Linked DNA regions of Homo sapiens: region 2 is linked to region 1. Evidence: chromatin contacts called from ENCODE Hi-C data. All regions are on one chromosome and are shown on one strand. The core of a region is the stretch at or near the end of the contact, and the rest is flanking DNA. Distances in the headings are between cores, read along the strand shown.

Evidence for each region. Hi-C counts contacts between places; a loop is a spot of excess contacts on that map. Pooled maps may share reads with other maps.
Region 2: a loop to region 1 is called in a pooled map, with 2.7 times the contacts of the local background. The contact joins the enhancer-like site here to the promoter of TICAM2 in region 1. A Hi-C loop is called at or near these places in 2 of 50 pooled maps.

Annotation. Positions count from the first base shown.
Region 1 is chr5:115,600,843-115,604,132 of GRCh38, reverse strand. TICAM2 (TIR domain containing adaptor molecule 2) reads left to right here and starts at 1,654. Exons shown (of 2, transcript NM_021649.7): 1 at 1,654-2,036. All of the region lies in intron 3 of TMED7-TICAM2 (TMED7-TICAM2 readthrough), which reads left to right. It overlaps TICAM2-AS1 (TICAM2 antisense RNA 1), which reads right to left and starts at 1,978. Exons shown (of 3, transcript NR_109875.1): 1 at 1,673-1,978; 2 at 977-1,087. RefSeq lists a silencer at 1,663-2,162 and enhancers at 1,782-2,304, 2,253-2,332.
Region 2 is chr5:119,030,013-119,033,450 of GRCh38, reverse strand. All of the region lies in intron 1 of DMXL1-DT (DMXL1 divergent transcript), which reads left to right. Among named protein-coding and RNA genes, the nearest start is that of DMXL1-DT, 39 kb to the left of the region's middle. RefSeq lists an enhancer at 1,560-1,609. Within about 2 kb of position 1,995, at least 5 of the 41 ENCODE cell types and tissues checked have a DNase peak (open chromatin) inside an H3K27ac peak, as active enhancers do.

The sequences.
Region 1 (3,290 bases), core at 405-2,904:
GCATTTTCTTGAACATTTGGAGAGAAAATGTTAAGCAATTAAACTTGTAACCAATTTAAGATTTTTTTTAGTACATGTGACTGTATTATGAAGAACAATGCAAAATTTGGAGCAATTTACAAGAAGATGGAACAGTTCAAGTAAATTTGCCCATGACACTAGTGACTTCAGGCTCTTTTATGTATGCAACCTAAGTGATGAATAGGGAAGTACGTGTTTATGGAATCTGTCATTGGTGGTATTTCAGTGGGAAAATGTGAAAAGCTCTGATTTTGAAGGGTTGCCAGAGAAAGAGGAACAGGCAGAGGAAACTGAAAGAAGAATTTTTTTTTTTTTTTTTTTTTTTTGAGACGGAGTCTCACTCTGTGGCCCAGGCTGGAGTGCAGTGGCGCGATCTCGGCTCACTGCAAGCTCCGCCTCCCGGGTTCAAGCCATTCTCCTGCCTCACCCTCCCAAGTAGCTGGGACTACAGGCAGCTGCCACCACTCCCGGCTAATTTTTTGTATTTTTTAGTAGAGACGGGGTTTCACCGTGTTAGCCAGGATGGTCTCGATCTCCTGACCTCGTGATTCACCCGCCTCGGCCTCCCAACAGGCCTGAAAGAATTTTAACAAGCAGGATGAGCATAAAGGCAAAGTGGGGTTGTCAACATCAAGGAAACAGAGTGTTGGGAAACAATGGTCGACTTTGTCAATCGCCAAAGAGACTCCCAGGAAAAATGAGGGCAACAAAAGTATCAGTTGGATTTAGGAGGCCACTGCTTACCCAAAGAGTTCAGGTAGAATTGTTGGGAGGTGCAGTGGTTGGAGAATCAACTCCGTGAATAATGAATTGTGTTGACACGGTACATAATACGGTATTTCTGACTACATTGGCGGCATTTCACTAAGTAATTACTACCTGAAGTGCCTACCTTCAGTAAGGCATCCTGTTGTTGGATGGGGAAAGAGAAGGAGGAAATAACTCTTAGCTTTACCTGTACTGTGCTTCTGAGACCCAGGTATGGACCTTCACTCCCAATTTACTATCCATGGTCTCATCCGATGTTCAGTAACTGGGTTCTCCTTTGGCAGGGAGTAGGGATTGCCTGAGAATTAAAAGGGGAGGGGAGATTTCTGAACTGGACCTCTTAGGTTATGACTAGATTGGGTGCCTGAGGCAGCAATGGGGCTTTATAAGGCTTCTTTACGCTTCATTTAACTAATTGCTTTTTTGTTCTCTCTTATTCAGTGGAGTTCCAATCTGTTCGGTTGTGGAGAACGAACCTGAGAAAAAGGATCTTTCGCAGGGTAGTTTTTGGGGGCAGAGGCTGATGTGCTGCACCCCCTAATCAGGGGTATGGTTGGCTGCAGTAGTCAAGTGAGAGGGCCGCAAAGGGAAAGGAAAAGTCGAGACTATCTTAGGGAACCAGGAGAGTCGCTGTACCTCTGAAAGATCTACGGTTTGTCTGGTCTGTAAGGAGCAAACACGGTGGAATTCCTTTCCAGATTTTTCTGGGCCTCGACCTCTGGCTTTTGGGGTACATGCCAAAAAAAAAAAAAAAAAAAAAAGCGCAGGGAGAGTCCACTAGCCTCGGTGACAGTTCCCCATTGCGGTTTCCCCTCCTCCACCCTTCTTTGCGAGCTCCTTCCCTCTGCAGAGAGTTATCCCGCCACATTAACCCCTGACTCACAGCTGGACCGCCCCGGCCCGCAGCGCCACGTCCCGGGTGGGGCCTGCCACGGCAAAGCAGCAGTCCGGCCTCGAGCGGCCCCTCGGGGGCGGCGGGGTGGGCGCCAACAGCAGTCAGGCCTGACAAGCGGCGACCTCCAAGGGTGAGGCCTCTGCGGGCCCCCGACTCACGCGCGTCCGGGCTCTGCAAGCGCGGTGGGGAGCAGGCTGCTGTGGTCGCGGGGACTGGGTTGCGGCGCGCCGCGTACGGGACGGCCCCAAACTCTCGACGCCCGGGGCAAGACGCCCACCCCCTGGGCGCTCTCGCTGGGCCAGAAAGGAAGACAGAAAAGCCGCGGGCTGACTGTGGTGGCGCTCGCCTGCAGGCAAGTACCGGGCGCTAGGGCGGGGGCCGCCGCCGGGGGCGCGGGGTGGGCTGGGGCCAGGCCGCCAGGGGCGCGGGGTGGTCTGGGGGCCAGGCCGCCTGCGCTACCTCCCCAGCCTACCCGACCCGACGGCGCGGGTGCTGGCGCTGTTGTCCCCAGCGGGGCGGGCAGGCCTTTCCGTCACTTGGCTTACTCTGAAGGGAAAATCCACACAGCTGTCTGCCTTTTTGTTTCATTTTGACTAGAAAACCCATTTTCGAAAAGACACCTCAGAACCATAAGCAAATAGCCCAGAGTCTTAAATGCTCTAAAGGCTCTGCATGAGCCCCTGCCAGGCACACAGAGCCAGTGCTGGAGGTTTTGGCATGGGTTTTCCTACTTGGCTTTTTGTGCAAAGCTAATTTGGATAAAAATAATTTGACTGGCAGCTGTGAGCTAGTTTTCAGTGTATTAGGACCTCTCCAGCTTTCCACGGTAGTAAACTTCTTAAAGAAAGTATTTTAAAATATTCTCATATTTATTATTATTTTTTAATTTATCCTTTTAATTTTGAAAAGCAAGGGTGGGAAAGGCTATATGATCTGGAGGTAAAAATACACCATTATATAGAGTTGAAGTGTCATCCCCTGAACCCACATTGCACGTCTACACAGGAGAAGAACTTGTCCTTCTCCAAGTGTTTAGTATTCCTTAGATTAGTGTTTTTCAAACAAGCCTGATGGTAAGACGCATTTGGGACTTTTGTTTAAAATGCATCCCCCCACCTCTGAAGGTTTAATTTGGTAAGCTTGATTTCCAGAATCTGTATTTCTATTTTTTTATTGTTTAATTTAATTTTATGTTCTGGGATACATGTGCAGGACTTGCAGGTTTGTTACATAGATAAACGTGTGCCATGGTGGTTTGCTGCACCTATCAGCCCATCAATCCTTACATTTTAATATTTTGAAGTAGTAGGATGGTTATAAATGGAGTTAAGCAACTCCACTTTATATCTCATTCAAATCAGAAAATAGATAAGCAGGTATAGAATATTGACACCTACATTTGAAGCAAAGTAAATGTGACATGTACGCCTTACCGTATGGAACTTGAAGTATAAACCATGTTTACACTGTTGAATCATGGGCATCTGTGTTGAGTCATTTGTTCCTTATGCTATTCTTAAAATGTATTCATTTAACAAATATCTGCTGTTAAATCTTCTGTCTTTAATCCCCCCTAGACCACACATCCCATTCTAGGTCCCGCTCC
Region 2 (3,438 bases), core at 746-3,245, 3.4 Mb before region 1:
GATCAGACCTATTTTACCTAAGCCTCCTAGAAGAGAGGACACCGAGAGAGATCACTCCTGTGAGTTCCATTTACCTTTGAAAGCATCTTCCTAAAACACCGTAGGTTATCTTTCGTCCTGTAGGGCAAGGGGCCAGGCAGGAGCCCTTTTGTGTGGCAGAGCTAAGCAGCAGAGCAAAGCAAGTTGGCTAGGTGGTACAGGGACATGGAAGCTACAGAAGCAAACATGGTTTTCTGCCTTCCCCATCTCCAGACTACAAAATTAATCCTTCCATTTACCCAATATCACTTTCCTAAAATTTAGAAACTATTGATATTTATTTTACAGAAGTTTTTGGATTGTTTGCTCTGATTGATCAAGATGTTTAATTCATATGCTATTAATATAGTATAAGTTCCAAAAAACAAAAACTCAGTCTAAAATAATGGGGGGTAAAGAAACTTATGGACTGCGAACTGGAACTACAGCTCTATCTCTCTCTTTCATGGGTCAGTTTCTATTTCCCTCTGTGTTTCTGTTCATTGTCTTCCTGGTGGCTAACTTCTGCTTATAGTTTCTGCTCCCTTTTAACTTCTGTGTGCACATGACTTGGACTTGTTATGGTACTATGCTCTGTGCTGGAAACGTAGCGGTGAGTAAGGCAGCCCTGACTTCTCAGCTCTGCATAGGACCCACAGTAGGGTAGGGAATAAACACACACACACACACACACACACACACACAGTTGTGATGTGCTATGAAACAATTTGTCAGATACAATGAAAGCTTACATTAAGACAGTGTAAACTGTGGATCATGATCTATGAGTGGGTCATGAAATCTATCTAGTGGCTTAAGACCAGTATTTTTAACAAACTAAATAATAAAACATCCTAGTAAATCACAGATAATAAGGATAAGTATTCTTTTGTGAAACTTTTATTTCTGCTTACGTTGTCAGTGAATGAATATATAAATCCAGGGGCTTATAGAGTATGCTTTCAAGAGGAAAGATAGAAAATAAACAAGATAAATTAGTAAAATATAGAATATGTTATAAGATGACAAGAAGCTGAAAAAAGGCAAGGAAGGGGAGTATATAAAATGTGAAGGGTGGGGGTTAAAATTTTAAAAAGGGTAGCCAGAGAAGACTTATTTGGGAAAGCGCCTTGTGGTTAAAGATCTCAAAGAATTGAGGGAGTTAGCCATATGGATACTTGGAGGAGGAACATTCCAGGCAGAAGGAATAGTCAGTGCAAAGGCCCTGAGTGTGGCTGGCCCGTCTGAAGAGAAGCAAGGCCAATATGACTGAAGGGGAGTGAATGGGAGGACTAGCAGGTGACGAGGAAAGAGGGTGAGTCATGGTCAGTGGGGCAGATCATGTAAGGCTACGTGATTTGTAGTAGGCAGGGCCTTGGTTTTGACTCTGAGTGAGATGGGAAGCCATTGGATGGCATTGAGGAAAAGAGTGACGTCTGATTTATGTTTTAATAGGATCACTTTGGCTGCAGGATTGAGAATAGTTTTAAGGAAGGCAAAGGCAGAAACAGAATTACTAGAATGTAAACTCCATTAAAGCAAAGTTTTTATACGTTTTATTCACTTTGTATCCCTAGTGGTTTATAATAGTGACTGGCAGATAGAGATAATCATTTGTTTAAGAATGCATATTTGCATATGTGTGCACCAGATCATGATATGAAATATATTTCTTATGGTAGATCAAGGTCAAAAGGATTGAAAACCCCTGTCTTAAAACTGACCTAGTCTTGGATCTCAGGAAAGGGATTCTCTGGGAATTGACCTTTTTTAGGCTGAGATCTGAAGAATGAACAGGAGGATGTGGGGGTGTCAGAAAAAAGACTTTTTCAGAAGTTGTAAATTTGAGAATCATCAGCACATGCATAGCATTTGAAGCTCTCTGCAGGTGTTTTTGTGTGAAAGTAAGGAGCCAAATTAAAGCCATTGCTAACCGCCTCCACTTTCTGTTTCTTATTTTGTATGCTCATTTCCTGTAGCATTCGTCCTGTTGAAAAATAGTGTAGTCATTTATTTTTTAAAAAGTATAAATCTTGAAGGACGCTTCCTGTCTCACATCATAGTAATAGGAAAAGTCAGTGAATTTGAAATTCAAATTTAGTTTATTTAAATGAGTAAGAAGATTCACGGATATTTTAGGTATGCCACATTTTTTGAGGCTATATCTTTTTACCTCTGAGTCTGATTCAATTTTGAATACTCAGAATATGCTTCTTCTATACAAGTATTGGTATGAGTTATATCATCTGCTCAAGGGACTGGCAATGATTTTCTTTATTTTTTTTCTTTTGGGGACTTTTGGGAAGGCATGATTGTGTGTTGAAATGTGAGAATGACATGAGATTTGGGAGAGGCCATGGGTGGAATGATATGGTTTAGCTCTGTGTCTCCACAGGGCAAAATAGGGACAGCAAGTCCTGAAGGAGAGGAGGCTCATACTTACATATCTGAGATAAGAACTGTTCCAAGAACTTTCTAAAAATCCTTTCACTTCTTTCATACACCCTTTGATAAGATTTATCACAAGATGGCCGGGCACGGTGGCTCACGCTTATAATCCCAGCACTTTGGGAGGCTGAGGCGGGCTGATCACTTGAGGTCAGGAGTTTGAGACCAGCCTGGTCAATGTGGTGAAACCTCATCTCTACTAAAAATACAAAAATTAGCCAGGTGTGGTGGCATGTGCCTGTAATCCTAGCTACTCAGGAGGCTGAGGCAAGAGAATTACTCGAACCCAGGAGGTGAAGGTTGCAGTGAGCTCACTACAGCGCTACTGTATCCAGCCTGGGCGACAGAGTGAGACTCCATCTCAAAAAAACAAACAAACAAACAAAAAAACGCAAAAGATTTATCACAAGACATTCTTTAAGACTGCAGTGATTAAGTTGAGCTGTTCTTGGAAAAACATTTGCCCAGTAATGGCATTTCTATCAATGAACTAACAGCAACTCTGGCTTAGAAACTCCATGACCAATGAGCCATTTCTAAGCAGCTCATGTAAATATTTTTTGCTAATAAAGGCTCTCCTTACCCTTTCTTCACTGAATGCTCTGGTGATTTGCCATGTCATGCATTCCAGATTATAATCCTTATTTCTTTTCTTTTTTCTTTTTTTTTTTTGAGACGGAGTCTTGCACTGTTGCCAGGCTGGAGTGCAGTGGCTTGATCTCGGCTCACTGCAAGCTCCGCCTCCTGGGTTCGCGCCATTCTCCTGCCTCAGCCTCCCAAGTAGTTGTGACCACAGGCGCCCGCCACCACCCCCGGCTAATTTTTTGTACTTTTAGTAGAGACGGGGTTTCACCGTGTTAGCCAGGATGGTCTCGATCTCCTGACTTCGTGATCCGCCCACCTCGGCCTCCCAAAGTGCTGGGATTACAGGCACCCGGCCTATAATCCTTATTTCTATTTCCAAGTAGACTC